Linked DNA regions of Homo sapiens: region 1 is linked to region 2. A link is an interaction called in ENCODE POLR2A ChIA-PET data of the cell type or tissue named here. Cell type or tissue: K562. All regions are shown on one strand.

Region 1 (8,000 bases), 610 kb before region 2:
TTCAGAGCTTTTCTATGCATTCTCTCATTTGATGAGCCTGCTTTCAGGTGGAGAAATTGTACCATTGCTGAAAATAGCTTCGCTGACAGTTAGGGCAAGCTTCATTGGTAGCAAGTTTCTATCTGGAAAGATGTAGGAGAGGAACACTGACTCTGGAAGCAGACGTGACCTAGTTTTGAAACCTGGGATAACCACTTCCTATCTGTATGACCCGAGCAAGTTACTTTCCTTCTCAGAACTCCTGTTCCACCTCTGTGCAATATGGACAGTACTCCTACTTTGCAAAGTTGTTAAAGATGGGAACTCCAGAGTGCCCAGGGAATTGTCTACTCATCATTGCAGGCGTTTAATAACGTGTAGCCATTTCTGGAATGGGAGGCAAGAGGATCGAGTTACCAGTGAAATTAGTTTGGTATTTTCCTAGCTTCCTGGTTCCCAGATCCTCAAGAGGCTGCCATAATCTCTGTGAATTTGTCCTAAAATGACCTGTATAAATAACTGCTTTAGACACTGGCTTGTCTTTGGTATGAAGGAAAACATTTTAGAATTTTTTTGGCTGGAGGTCAGTAGCTTTCATCCAGAAAAGAATAATCAACGGAAAAAAAAAAAAACCACCGAGACGAGGTTATTTTTGTTACAGTCAAGGAACAAAAAGGGATATATTAAACTTGGGGGAAAAAGAGAAGGAAAACTATTATTCTTTAAAACCGTTATACCATGCATCATGGTAACATCTTTTTTACTGAGAGTTCTGCATTAGCACACTTGTTCACCCAAGTTTGTGATAGTTTATAGGACTGCCTGGTGTATTAAGTAGAAATGCTCAACTTTGCTGTCCTATTTTTTTGATCATATCCAAAAAGTGTCAGTGTTTGAATATAGTTTTATTGCCACTTAAAAAGGTAGGACAGTTTTATTGGCGTCTACTGGACATGGTAGGAAGAGAGCTGTAATTTGACACAGATTGTCCTTAACTTGGGTGACTTAAGGCAAGTCACTTAACCATCTGAGCCTTAATTTCCTCGTTTGTAAATTCAAGAGAATAATAACTTCTCTGTCACATACTGTTTTGTACAGATCAAGTAAAACAATGTGTGAAATGCTGTAATGAAGAAGTCCAATAGTGTATGAATATAAGGTTGCTGGCGTTTGGGGAAAAATCATAGTTATAGAAGAAAGACTCCTAAAGGGAAGATTAGGGTTGGAAGAAGATGGAGGAAGAGAGTAATTTAATTCCTTAATGGAAAGAATAAAATAAGAGCTCTTGACTTTTTTTTTTTGTTGTTGTTAGGATATGGGGAGAGGTTTCTGCAAATATCTTCTTCAGGGTTTACGAAGTGAACCGGATGTCCGGTAACAGGGTTGCATGTCATGCAATTGACTGGGTGGTGATGACTAAAATTTTAATGATGCGATCTCATTTAAAGTTGACAGGCTCTGACTCTAGCCAGATATTCAGGAGCAGAAACTTGATTCAATAAGAAGGGAACCTGCAGAGGCAGAAACTTCTGTGGGTTGCAGTTGTGTTGAGATTACACAGGTGGAAATGTTGCGAGTTCTTGGGTGATGCGATTTCTTCCTGCTTGCCTTAAGTTTCACCTGCCCAGGTCCTTACTTCTGCTCACAGTGCAGCACGAATTTAGATACTGATTGGGGATTCAGACACAAACGGGATGCTCCTTGCTTATATAACATCAACAGAATTGCTGGCCACATCTTGATTATAGAAACTCTTTTTCCTGGTGATCACACAAAGCAAAAGAATGAAAATAATCAATCTCTTTCAAATGGAGAGACTCCGCTGTGTCAGCCACCATTGGCTATAAGGATGAACTCTCAAAACTTTTTGTATCTTGCAATATAATGTCTTCCAACTGCCTTTGATTTTACTGTGTGGCTGTGTGATACAGCAAGGCAGCTGTGGCTTCTAAATTCAGCAGCTAGGTTTGAGAAGCTTCTATCAGCTGAGAGATCATCAGTACATTCCAAATGGCATTAAAAATGCTGTTACAGCTTTATCTATTAGCAAAGGAAGTTTCAATTCTAAGTTCACGTACAGTTACTAGATTGAGTGTTTGACAAGGTAGAGAGCTCTGTAGTAGATCCATATGGGGAACATCTCAGTCAGGGTGTGGAGTCAGATTTTTGGCAAGGGATACCATCCTTTCAGCCTGAAAAGCTGACTTGGGAGCTGTCAGCCTGTGTGCACGAGGACCTTTTTCCTCCCAGGGTTAGCGTCGCCACTTGCCCAGTGTTTCTTTTTTATTTCCTGCTGGCCTGATCCGGGAGGGATTTGGGAAAGCTAGTCTTGTTGGTGTGTCATCATCGCGACGCTGTTAGTGATTGACTTACCCGAGTGTACACATGTTTGCATCTCACTTGTATGTTCCTTACATGTTTACTTAATTATTGGGAAGGTGTATTAATGTCCTGTTGCTACTATAATGGACCACCACAAACTCGGTGCTTCTATGCTGCAAACCTAAGATTATAGGCAGTCATAACACAGTGTTAAGTATTTGTGTATCTAAACATAGAAATGGTTCAGTAAAAATACAGTGTTGTAATCTTATGGGACTGCCGTTGTGTGTGCAGTCCATTGTCATGTGATAGTGATTAAGGGAGGTGGACATTTTTGTGTTTGCTTATTTCCATAAGCTCAAGGGTAAAGCTTCCCAATCAGCCTTTAGGACAGAGGTAAGAACTGGTTGGTGGCCTGGAGCCTGGATCTGGCCTCCAGATGTTTTTTGTATGGACCACACAAAAATGGTCTATAGTGGGATTTTTTTTCTTTTTTTTTTTGTCAGACTACTTGCCAGCATACTAAAATCAGGATATTTTACTTAAATGTAGATTTATGACAGTTTTGAAAAATCAGAATGAGTATTGTAGACTAAATGTTTATGTCTTCCCCAAAAATTCCTATGTTGAAACCCTAATCTTAAGGTCATGGTATTTGGACATGGTTGTGTCCCCACTGAAATCTCATCTTGAACTATAGTTCCCATGATCCCCATGTCTTGTGGGAGGGACCCGGTGGGAGATAATTGAATCATGCTGTTCTCACGATAATGAGTGAGTTCTCATGAGATCTGATGGTTTTATAAGGGGCTTTCTTCCCTTTTGCTTGGCACTTCTCTTACTGCTGTCATGTGAAGAAGGACGTGTTTGCTTCCTCTCCTGCCATGATTGTAAGTTTCCTGAGGTCTCCCCAGCCACGTGGAACTGTGAGTCAATTAAACCTCTTTCCTTTATAAATTTCCCAGTCTTCGATATGTCCTTATAGCAGCATGAAAACAGACTAATACAGGGGCCTCTGGGAGGTGATTAGATCATGAGGGTGGAGCCCTCATAAGTAAGATTTGTGCCCTGATGAGAAGAGGATAGAAAGGTAGCTAACTTTCCTTAAGCTATGTGAATGTGAGAACACAGTGGGAAGGCAGCCATCTGTAACTAGTAGGAGGGCCCTCCCCAAGAACGTGACCATGCTGCCACCTTGACCTTGGACTTTAAGCCTCCAGAACTGTGTTAAAGAAATGTCTGCTATTTAAGCCACTCGGTCCATGATATTTTGTTGCTGCAGCTTCAGCTGACTATGGCTTATGTCTATCAAGGAACATAGTTGCACTGAGGTTGAACAGAGCTGTTCCTATAGGCTGACCCCCTGTAGGCAGGCACAGGCTATTTTCCATGGTCAGTTTACCTGCCTGCTTCCTGTAGAGGCTTGAGCTTGGTTTAGAGTCTGCAATGAAAACTGTGTGATGATATTGGACTCACTGGCTCATAGCCACTGCCACGCCCTTATTCAGTCTTTTGTGCAATTAACAAACATTTATTGACTACTGAGTACCAGGTGCTAAGACTTCAGTGTAGAAACAGGCAGGGTCCCTGCCCTTGTGGAGGATACAAAACACACCAAAATGCAGTCAGCTTCACTGAATGACAGAGATATGATCTGAGAAGTGTGTCAGGCAGTGTCATCGTTGTGCAACCCTCATAGGATGTACTTACAAATCCTACGTGGTATAACCCATTATACACAGAGGCTGTATGGGATAGCCTGTTGCTTCCAGGCTGCAAACTTGTATAGCATGGTACCGAACTGAATACTATAGGCAGTCATAACACAATGGTAAGTATTTGTGTATCTAAACACAGAAGTGGTACAGTAAAAATACAGTGTTGTAATCTTATGGGACCGCCGTTGTATCTGCACTCCATTGTTGACCAATGTGTTGTTATGCAGTGTGTGACTGTACCAGCAGCTTGATCTTTGTGCTTCTAGAGAACATTTAAATTGATTCGCTTTTGTGAGACAGGGTCTTGCTCTGTTACCCAGGCTTCAGTGCATCAGCGTGATCATAGCTCACTGTAGCCTCTCCCTCCTGGGCCAAGTGATCCTCTCACCTCAGCCTCCTGAGTAGCTTGGACTACAGGCATGCACCACCATTCCTGGCTAATTTCTTTTGTATTTTTAATAGAGATGAGGTCTTGCTATGTTGCCCATGCTGGTCTTGAACTCGTGGGCTCAAGCAGTACACTTGCCTCAGCCTCCCAAAGTACTGGGATTACAGGTGTGAGCCACCACATCTGGCGAAACTCTGGGTAGTTTCTAATTATTTCTGTATTTCTATTTGTATTTAAAAGTACAGGATACTAAAATGTTTTTTTTTTCTTTTTTGAGATGGAGTCTCACTCTGTCGCCCAGGATGGAGTGCAATGGCCCGATCTTGGCTCACTGCAACCTCCACGTCCCAGGTTCAAGCGATTCTCCTGCCTCAGCCTCCTGAGTAGCTGGGATTACAGGTGTGTGTGCCACCACGCCCAGCTATTTTTTTTGTATTTTTAGTAGAGATGGGGTTTCACCATGTTGGCCAGGACGGTGTTGAACTCCTGACCTCGTGATCCTCCTACGTCGGCCTCCCAAAGTGCTGGGATTACAGGCGTGAGCCACCGCGCCTGGCAAGGATTTTTTTTTTTTCATACTTGAGGAAACATCTAACAGCAAATATGTTCTTATAAGTTAAAAAGAACTTTTGCTATTTTGAATGACACTCTCATTAAGTCTTACTACTAGTCTCTGATTTTTCTTTTTTCTTTTTCTTTTTCTTTTTTTTTTTTTTTGAGACAGAGTCTCACTCTGTCGCCCAGGCTGGAGTGCAGTGGTGCTATCTTGGCTCACTGCAAGCTCCACCTCCCGGGTTCACGCCATTCTCCTGCCTCAGCCTCCCGAGTAGCTGGGACTACAGGTGCCCGCCACCACGCCCGGCTAATTTTTTTGTATTTTTTAGTAGAGACGGGGTTTCACCGTGTTAGCAAGGATGGTCTTGATCTCCTGACCTCGTGATCTGCCCACCTCAGCCTCCCAAAGTGCTGGGATTACAGGCGTGAGCCACCACGCCCGGCCTTGATTTTTCTTAACCTTTATTTCCAATTATGCATCTTCTGAGTAACTATAAAGAAAAGCAAAATCTACAGTAGGTATGGAGTGAGTGCAGAGTCACCATCAGCTTGAACAAATGTGTGTATCTGTGGTCAAGTTTAATTGCTTCTTCTGTAATTTATATTAATCACGCTTCCATTGCTTGCCTTTTGTTAATACGTATGCGGCCATGTGATGATTTTTTAAAAGGTCATCCAGTATCTTGATGTCCAGTCCATGCTTATAACCTGAGCAGTTTATGTACTCTTGAGATGGTATGTGCTAAAAATGAGTAGCTAGTCTGAGTGGCAGCCTTACCCATTTTATTTTGTGGGCAGATTTCTTTTACAGTTCTGGCTGGGTTTCTTTTAGTTGGCTTCTTTGCTTTGCTCCTGTTACGACTTAGCCCTGTAGCTCTGGGCTCTTCGATTCTCACGTGCTGATGGTGTAGCTGAGCTCTGCTAATGCTGGTTATTAATCTGACAATCTATACCAGGGAGGTTTTATAATTGCCATAATTCTTATTTGCTCCATTCCATTTCCCAGCTTCTCAAATGGGGTGGCAGCTGCAAAGCACAGTATTTGAACATGAAGTAGAGAATCGTCACTTCAGCTTATGATTTTACATTCTGTCAAGGCTGCAGGGAAAGCGGTCATGTTTCTGGATGGTATTTGGATCTACAAATTCCAAGCAAACTTTTTACTTCTTATTATGTAAAATGGAAGGGTTAGCCAAATTAAGATCTCACCATCAACCTTGAGGGAGTGACTTCTACATGCCGTGTATTACTGGTTATAAAGCTAGTCTTGTTTGGATTGAAGAATTTAATCATATTTAACTTTTCAAAGGATGCTTTTTAAAAAACCTTATCCGCGTGTTATGTTTAAACTGAGAAGTACCTGAAAGTGAAAATTTTATTTATTTTTACTTTTTTTGAAAGATGGAGTCTTGCACTGTCACCCAGGCTTGAGTGCAGTGGCTCAATCTCGGCTCAGTGCAAGGTCCACCTCCTGGGTAAAGGAGATTCTCCTGCTTCAGCTTCCCAACTAGCTGGGACAACAGGTGTGTGCCACCACGTCCAGCTAATTTTTGTATTTTTATTAGAGACGGGGTTTCACCATGTTGGCCAGGCTGGTCTTGAACTCCTAACCTCAAGTGATCTGCCCGCCTTGGCCTCCCAAAGTGCTGGGATTACAGGCTCACGCCACCATGCCTAGCTGATTTTTGTATTTTTAGTAGAGATGGGGTTTCACCATGTTGGCCAGGCTGGTCTGGAACTCCTGACCTCAGGTGATCCACCCGCCTCGGCCTCCCAAAGTAGTGGAATCACAGACATGAGCCACCATGCCTGGCCTGAAATAATTTCAAATTAACCCCTGAGGAACAAATGCTCATGACTTTCAATGAATAGAAAAATCAGACTGCTAGAACCTCCAGACTGCATGTCATGCGTAGAAGTAGAATCCTGGGGAAGCTAGCTCACAAAAGCAAGGGAGATACCTGCAAGGCTGAGCTGAGCTTGCAAGGGAAGAAAAATATTAGAGAGTTGTCACATTTAGAAATAAGTGATTCCAAATTTACAGTCAATGGACTGTAGATGCCTTCCATCTTCTTAAGAGATTTTGTGCCTCTTGCACAGGTATTATCCCTAAGATGTGTTTTCTTCAATGTACCTAGACTGTTTCCTTAAAGAATTGCTTTTGTATGGTACGGCTCTATGTGTCTGTGTTTCTCATGTTGGTTAGGAGAACTAACCCTTGTGACGAATAAGAAATGGCAAACATTGTTAATGTTGACTTTACTAGTTGCTCAAATATTAGCATTGGATTTTAGAGTCAACATGCTAGCAGGATGGCTTTATTTTAAAACCATGTGATAGAAAGCTATCTGCTATTATTGATAGCATTTCTGGATGGCTGTCAGAAGTCTTTCTTTAGAAATTTAACCATATTTTTAATGGTGGGCATTGCAGTCAACAATAGTACAGACTTTGCAAAGACTATTTTTTTTTTTGGGTGCAGTGAATACTTCGCAATGCCTGCTGAATTTTACCTATTCTGTAAGTCTTTTTGGGAACCGTTGAGCCCCTCTTCTCTTAGTTGCCTTTAGCCTTTGTTTTTATTATGACAATTGGTATGAAATTTTTCCTTTTCATTACTTCTTTTATTCAGAGCACACCTCTGGCTTATCTCTTCATTCTCTGTTTAGTTTCATATTTTACTTTAATTTCTGTACATCAATATCTGCCATTATAGTATTTAAGCTCTTGGAAACATCAGGCATTTGTTAACTTGTTGAGAAAATAAAGCACTCCACTGTTGTTATGAGCTGCTTATGGCAAGTGAAAAACTCACAATATTTGGCCAAACTTGGGATCATTTAGGTGTTGTTTGCAATTAATGGCAGGAGATATTTTCCTTGTTGTTAAGAGTATAACGTTGGTTTTAGAAAGCTTGATCTATGTTTTTCTCCATGTTAGATGTGAAAAGAACCAGGAGAGTGTGAGGATATTGGTAATATTGTCATATGGTGATCCCACTGTGGATAGATACGCAAGAGAGAAAATCCAGAAGAAAG
Region 2 (8,000 bases):
ACAATGATTGTTTTTTCAGTATGGTAATAATTAGGCATAAAATCAATATTTATGTGTAATGTGCCATTTGAAGATTCTCCCTGTGTATGATGCTGGGTTTTACAAAGGAAAATCTGGATTCAGGTGGCCAATGAAGTGTCACGATATAAAAAGAGAATTTTGAAATAATGAGAATTCCACTCCTTTGGGAGTATTGGCATATGTTAAAATACAAATATATCTGTATTTTTCTCACTTTTATTAGAAGAGTGCAAGTTTGTTCAAAACAACTGCTGGATTATCTAGTCCCTGAACAGCCATTTATATTTTTGTTACGCTTGTGGTTTTTAAATCATCCTCATTTCCTTGATCGCATTTGCTTCTCCTGGCTAGAATGTGTAGGAGACGGGTCGGGGAGACTGTGCCCATTTGACAGGTGTGAATGCGAACAGAGGCTGCAGCTGGTTAGACCAGGGCTGTGCAACCCTAGAGCCATTGCCTTGACCACAAAGCCACAGTCTCCTAGTCCTAATATTAAGAGGTAGGAGGTAGATAGAGATTGTCCCTTAAGCCACATTCCATTCTTCATATTTTTGTACCCATTAGAGTAGTGCTGATCATTTGCCTTCATTGCTGGGGTCCCCTAAATGCAACTTCTCATGCTGCCAATTTAGTCCTGGCCCTAGGAAGACGTAGGTGATAGGATAGAATTCAACAACTAGAAGCCATGGTTTCCTGGTTGGATAGACTTCCTCTGCCACCAGAATAAAGGAATAGAGGGTTCCTCACTGTGCCCCATAGCTGCAAAGTCACAGGAAGCTTGCAGCAGGCCAGTGGTAACCTCTGAGTGACTTCTGAGTTCCCAGAGCTAGGACCATGACTTTTCCCCTGGATTCTTAAGTACCCGGCTAAAATTGTGTTTGCCGAATGAAAGTGTGATCCTGGAGGCCATGTTGTTTGTGGTTCATGGAAGGGTGCTTGTTCAGCTTGGTCAAAGCAAGATGGTCATACTGGGTTTTGGTGCCCAGACGTTCCCAACACTCGCAGCAGAGGGCATTAGGATCATGTTTAGCCAACAATTTTGGAGGCACCCAACAGTGATTGGATGTCATGTGCTTTCAGAAGGCACACTACACATCTTCGGTTCCTCCAAGCTCTAGGAAAGGGTTGTGGAATTGGGTTGGGTGACAACAGGTCGGTAAGAAGAGGGCTGGGCTGAGTGTAAAGAAATTCCTTGGCTGGGCATGGTGGCTCACGCCTGTAATCCAGCACTTTGGGAGGCTGAGGCAGATAAATCACCTGAGGTTAGGAGTTCAAGACCAGCCTGGCTAACACGGATAAACCTCGTCTCTACTGAAAACACAAAAATTAGCTTGGCTTCCTGGTGCATGCCTGTAATCCCAGCTACTGCAGAGGCTGAGGCAGGAGAATCGCTTGAACCCAGGAGGCGGAGGTTGCAGTGAGCCGAGATCGTACCATTGCACTCCAGCCTGGGCAACAGGGAGAGATTCCATCTCAAAAAACAAACAAACAAACAAACAAAAACCCCAGATATTCCTTATTATGGAAGAAGAAGCAGGAAATATGTTTTTGAATAATCTGGGTCAGAGAATTGTGCATTTATTATTGCTAGGATGCATATACACATTGAACTCAGTCAACTTACTCTCTCTAAATTATCTCACCGGTGGAGACATTGCCTCAGGAGTCGAGCCCTGTGGTGTGCCTCCTGCTGTCACCACATTTGACCACCTAACTGACCCCACTGTGGTCACCTTTGCCACCTGCCCTGCTTTGGTCCCTTCTCTGCATTCGCCCCATGCCATGTAGCACTGCTGAGTTTGAAAATAATTGCATCTCCTGAAAACTCCATTTCTTAGAGAGTGAGCTCCAGCACCATCAGCCTGAAGTTGAAGAAATGGGACTCAGGAAGGCTGGAGTCTTCAGGCGTTCTTACAATGCTGATGCGACTCAGACGGCTGCCTGCACTGTCCTCTGTGCTTCTAAGTGAAATTACCCGTCGGGGGGCTCCTGAGAGTTAAATCAAGCAGCCTCTCTTGAAGCACAGTAAATGCTGACGTGATTTGTGAAGATGGCTCTGCTAATAGGGTTGGCAGCGTCCTTTGGCTTGGACCTTTGGACCCCGGCTGGCTGCGGAAGGGAGGGAAGGCAGCCTTGGAAAACTGATTTCCGTTGCCCTCTGACCATGAGAAGATCCCTGTTTAGGAGCTAGAATTCAGAGTTCCACGTGTAGAGGGGGATTCCACAGTGTGTGGTGTGCAGAGAGCACTCGTCTTTCAGGCATGGGGCGCCGTTTCATTTCTCCTAGTGCTGGAAGGGGACTTGGTGAAATTGATTTGGCAAAAAGGTTAATGTGTTGTTATGGCTGCCAGTTGGCCGATTGAAGCGCTAGTAATTGGGGCAAGGGAAGCATTCAATTTGACACACCAAATGCAGGTCCACCCTGGTGGATATCTTGGTTGCAGCACTCTGTGTGTGTACGTGTGTGCATGAGCGTGTCTTAGAGATGCTTTTGCTCCTCTTATAACTCCTATGATAAAAAGAGTTGCCATTATCATCCTTTGTCTACTCACCAGCCCCCACCAGAAACCCTCACAGAAAAAATAAGAGTTTATTTTTTCACTATGTCACATTGTTGGAGAACTGTGCAAATACAAGCCCTTCTCTTACAGGCCATGGGTCTCCTAAGTGGGATACACCACGATGATCCACTGGGGCAGTGGCCAGCAAAGTCCCTGTCCAGCCAGCCACTCGTTTTTATCAATAAATTTTTACTGAAACACAGTCATGCCTGTTAGGTTAGGAACTGCCTAGCGCCACTTCACACTGCAGTAGGAGAGTGAGTAGTTGTGACAGAGACCATTTATCCCACAAAGCCTAGAATCTTTATTATAATCCTGTAACAGAAAGCATTTACTGACTCCTTAGCATTGCCATGTTTAGCAAATAAAATTGCAGGATGCTGGTCAGGCGCGGTGGCTCACGCCTGTAATCCCAGCATTTTGGGAGGCCAAGGTGGGCAGATTACTTGAGGTCAGGAGATCGAGATCAGCCGGGCCAACCTGGTGAGATCCCATCTCTACTAATAATACAAAAAATAGCTGGCGTGGTGGCGCATGTCTGTAATTACAGTTACTCGGGAGGCTGAGGCAGGAGAATCACTTGAACCTGGGAGGCAGAGGTTGAAGTGACCCAAGATCACCACTGCACCCCAGCCTGGGCGACAGAGTGAGACTGTGTCTCAAAAACAAAATATCTGGCTGGGCACAGTGGCTCATGCCTGTAATCCCAGCACTTTGGGAGGCTGAGGTGGGTGGATCACTTGAGGTCAGGAGTTCAAGACCAGGCTGGCCAACATGGCAAAACCCTGTCTATACTAAAAATACAGAAATCAGTGGGGCATGGGGCGGGTGCTCTGTAGTCTCAGCTACTCAGGAGGCTGAGGCAGGAGAATTGCTTGAATCCAGGAGACGGAGGTTGCAGTGAGTTGAGACTGTGCCACTACACTCCAGCCTGGGCGGCAGAGTGAGACGCTGTCTCAAATAAATACATACATACAACATAAAGTAAGATGTTAAAGTAAATTTTAATTTTAGATAAACAATGGATAATTTTTTAGCAAAAGGATGTTCCACATTTAACTGGACATTATCTCTGTCTCTCTCCCTCCTTACCTGCCTCCTATCCTCTCTTCCCACCCCCTACGATGTCTATGTATAGTTTCAACCTGGCAACCCTGTGACCTCAGCACTAGGATATGGATAGAAAACATAGTAGCCCCTATTTACCTTTATCTTTTATCTCAACCCATTTAAATGTCTTTTCCTTGCAATGTTTTGTAATATTACATGTAGATTGTACATCGTTTGTCGATAAATCAGTGTACAAATACTAGGGGTGAGTGTGCTCAAAACTTATTTTTACTGATAATAGTCCATGATCAAGGCAGTTTGGAGACCACTCAGGACAGGGAAAACGCAGACTCATGTGACCCATCAGGGCTTCAGGGTGTCCTCTGGTGAAGGGCAGCAGCAGGACAGAGCCCCACTTCTAGCTCTGGCTCAGGTTAAGTGTTTCAGCGCCCTGGCTTCTGTGTCTTCATGTGCAAATGGAGATAATAGTCAGCACCTATGCAGGTTACTGTGAAAACAGGTTGGAAGTATTTATCTACAGCGTGGACCAGAGCCTCTGGTATGTACTAGGTGCCCTAGAAATGTTCTTTCCTCTGACTCAAATGACAAATCAGTTTCTAGGGAAAGGAACGCACAGCGATCCCCAGCGCATCACGAGAAATCTCTCTCCAGCTTTGCCCTGGCTGCGCTGGTGACTCACTCGGGGCTAAAACTGTTTATGTCTGCGGAGTCAGAGCGTTCTGCCCTGCGGTTTCAGTTCACATGGGGTTGGGCGACACAGTTTTGTTTTCACTTTGGTTTATCGTGTGAGTTTCCATCCATCAACTCTTTTGTATCTGATGTTCTTGGGAAACTTTGCGGGAATTCACTTGAAATTGTCCAGTGAACAGCCATTGCGAGTCTCATGGTCAGAGCCGGGGGCTTCCCAGTGTAGGGTCTGGTCAAGGAAAGGGCCACTTCCTGGGCCTCCCAAAAAGAGGAAGGAGAAGGCCCTGGCTTGTGGAAGAGTAAGAGGGGCCTCGTTAATGTCTCCCAAGCACAGTACCCCAACTCCCCACATACAGTCCCAACCCTTACTGCAGCCGGGAGGTTAGGTGTCTGCCGTGCTCATGAACAGGAAGTGAACCCGATCAGCCCCCGAAGGAAACATCCGTCTCTCTCCTTGGAGGAGACACTTGAGTGTCTTTCTCTGTGTGCTGCAGCCGTTATTGATATCAGTTCCCAGGCAAGGTTCATGCTGGCAGAGGAGGCCACTCTTTCTGCACTGGAGAGCAAAAGCCATCTTATCTCTCTGAGTGCAAGGTGACAGTGAGGAGATTGGCCCTGTGTATCCCTCAGAGACCAGTATTCCCTCATTTGCCAATCTAGAAAGAAGACTGTGTTTGCTGTCATTTGTTTCTTAACTCATTGATTCTCAAACAGAATCTTCCCAGGGATCTGCTTCATGCTGTATTTTGTACTGTGTCCTGAGATGATGAGGATTCGGTGTCTACCCTCAAGAAGCATCATTTAGAGAAGAAATTAGAAAAGTAAGTGAGGCAGGAGAACAGGATCTGGAGGCAGGGAATCTAAGGCTGATTCACGTTGACTTTGTATAATTAAATCAAAAGGAAAACACCAACTTTCCACAACTAAGTTATAAAAGGACCAGAGGCTACTCCCTCTGCAACCCCTCCCCACTTTTCTGAGTTGCAGATGGAAAATTGAAAGTACCCCTGATTGGTTGCTTTCCACGACCATTCAGCCGTTTGCATAGGAGCTGTAACTTTGTAACTTCGCTTCACCCTCTGATTGGTTGCTTTTCACAACCTATCAGACATTTGCATAGGAGTGTAACTTCTTTCCACAACCAATCTGACTGATTGTGGGCCATTACTTCATTTCCATGAGGTGTACACCAAGTGGCCAATGGGAGACCTCTATAGGGTATTTAAACCCCAGAAAATTCTTTAACCAGGCTCTTGAGCCTCTATGCTTGGGCTGCTCCCACCGTTTGGAGTGTACTTTCCTTTTCAGTAAATCTCTACTTTTGTTGTTTCATTCTTTCCTTGCTTTGTTTATGCGTTTTGTCCAATTCTTTATTCAAAACGCCAAGAACCTGGACGCCCTCCTCCAGTAACATAATGAATGTCTGGATGTGGTATGAAGAGTATTGGGGTACACCACAGCAGCGTGTGCTCTGAGAACACAGTAAACAGGCATTTGATACAGATCAGAAGGTCCGTAAAGGTGGTATTTGAACTAAGTTTTGAGAGCTGGGTAAGAGTTTGTGAAAAGACAGGGCTTAAGGAAGGATATAGTAAGCTGAAGGCACAGGACTTTAGAAACACATAGGCTATAACTGCAAGGTGTGTCTCAGAAGGTACATGTGACGTTTCATTTTTATTTGTTTGCTTTTTTATAGTGACTGCATGATCATTATATGCAGAAGACGCTTGAAGGGGCCAGATTAGGAAGGGCCCATGGTCCACACTGCTTTTTTTTTTTTTTTTTTTTTTTTTTTGAAACGGAGTATCTGTCTCTCACCCAGGCTGGAGTGCAGTGGCACAGTCTTGGCTCATTGCAACATCTGCCTCCTGGGTTCAAGCAATTTTCTTGCCTCAGCCTCCCGAGTAGCTGGGATTACAGGCACCTGCCACCACACCTGGCTAATTTTTGTATTTTTAGTAGAGATGAGGTTTCACCATGTTGGCCAGGCTAGTCTTGAATTCTTGACCTTAAGTGATCCACCTGCCTCGGCCTCCCAAAGTGCTGGGATTACAGGCGTGAGCCACTGTGTATTTCTATTACCAGCCTGCACTGCATTTCTATTACCCGAAAACAGTGTGGAAAATATTAATTACAAGGGAGATTAAAAAGTAAAACTGGTTGGTTGGCCTGAAGACCCACATGGTGACTTCACTAAAGTCATTGGGTAAGCAAAGAAGAGCAACACTCTAGTTTTCCTCCAAGCTTCAACGTTTTCTGTTTCCTCCTATGTCAGGTCTTAATTTCCCTACCTGATTCAGGCTGCGCTAAGCTGACTTCATCATGACTCCTGGCTTCCCCAGTCCCTGCTTCCCAGCACATACCATTTATTCAGTGTTGGCCAGTGACGCCTGCCACTGCATTTTATTGATGAAGAAATGGAGATCTCAAGAGGTAAAAAAAACTGACTATAGGAGCCAAGACTAGTTTAGAGTGGAGTTTGAATATGAACATGCCTCTGTCTGTGAAAGCCAGTGTCCCTTCAGCCAGGATCTTTCCTGGAAGAACTCAGTATTAAGGCACTTGATTAGTTCTTCCTGTTGGTGGACTGATTGATTACATTTGAATCTTTCAGCAAGCTTTTGGCTGAGCTGGGCATCTTCCCCGCCTTCCTCCACCTCTGCCTTCAAAAGCCTGAATTTCCAAGGCTTTCTGCCATGAGTACTTAGCTTTGAAAAACATGAGCATATTTTTCATTCTTCTTGCCGGCCTCTCCCTGTGTCATGCCTGTTATTCTTTTCTCCCTCAACATTGACCTAGGTCAGAAGGACCCTATTTTAATGTTTAGCGTTTGGGGGTCACTCCATAGAGAGGGGTTTGTGGAAATCCTTTTTTTTTTTTTTTTTTTTTTTGCTTCTTTCTGTGGATCTGTTTGGAAATGTAACATTTTAAAGCCCTTCTTGGCTGGAGGATTTTTTATGGTAAACATAAAACGTTCATTGAAACATTAAACATTTTACAGCTGTTTTTCAGCACATAAATTTTCATAGACATCCACCCCCTCACTGCCACACCCCCTCATAGATTTCTTCTTTTCCTCCTCCTTCTCCTCCTCCCTCTTCCTCCTCTTTTTCCCCCCCCTTCAAATAGTTCCAAGACCAGAGTTGAGGGTGGGTGGGTAGAGGGCTAGTTTACAGATAAAATGGTTGGTGTAGATCATCTAGTTTGGAAAAAGCACATTGTATTTTAATACTAGGAACGTGTGCATGCCAGAAACCTGCCAAGGAAAACACTCCCGCTGCTCCTTCCAGCCCTGACTCCAGCTGCTATGAACTGGAACCCTGCACCACGTCTCAGAAGGCTACTGGGAAGGGCCATAATCTGTATCCATCCACAAGGAGAGGTGGAGGGGGGCTACTCTAAGAAGCCAAAATGCTCAGGAAAGCCAGAGCTAAGATGGTGCAAACCAGCATGTGATTTGTCCAAGGACATCGTTTTGATATGATGAACCATGGGTGGTTTGGGCATTTGTCAAAGCAGGGTCAGCAGAAAGCTGACGTAGTTGGGTCTAAAGTACAACAGGACTGAGCATGGTGGCTCACACCTGTAATTCTAGTGCATTGGGAGGCCAAGGCAGGAGGATTGCTTGAGGCCAGGTGTTCAAGACCAGCCTTGGCAATA

What was found. ChIA-PET counts read pairs that join two places held together with the same protein. Peaks named below come from ENCODE experiments on the same cell type or tissue, not always from the same donor. Only the 100,000 strongest peaks of a DNase experiment are listed, where the experiment ranks them.
Region 1: POLR2A ChIA-PET joins it to region 2 with 5 read pairs; 2 of 35 experiments call an interaction of 5 or more read pairs at or near these places.

Annotation. Positions count from the first base shown.
Region 1 is chr16:78,126,919-78,134,918 of GRCh38, forward strand. All of the region lies in intron 4 of WWOX (WW domain containing oxidoreductase), which reads left to right. Among named protein-coding and RNA genes, the nearest start is that of WWOX, 31 kb to the left of the region's middle. RefSeq lists an enhancer at 7,950-8,000. In K562, no CTCF peak of the experiment used is centred here; no DNase peak of the experiment used is centred here.
Region 2 is chr16:78,738,315-78,746,314 of GRCh38, forward strand. The region is part of intron 8 of WWOX (WW domain containing oxidoreductase); the gene reads left to right. Among named protein-coding and RNA genes, the nearest start is that of WWOX-AS2, 240 kb to the left of the region's middle. RefSeq lists an enhancer at 4,452-4,711. In K562, no CTCF peak of the experiment used is centred here; DNase peaks (open chromatin) are centred at 4,347 and 4,857; H3K4me3 peaks cover 469 bases; H3K27me3 peaks cover 2,660 bases.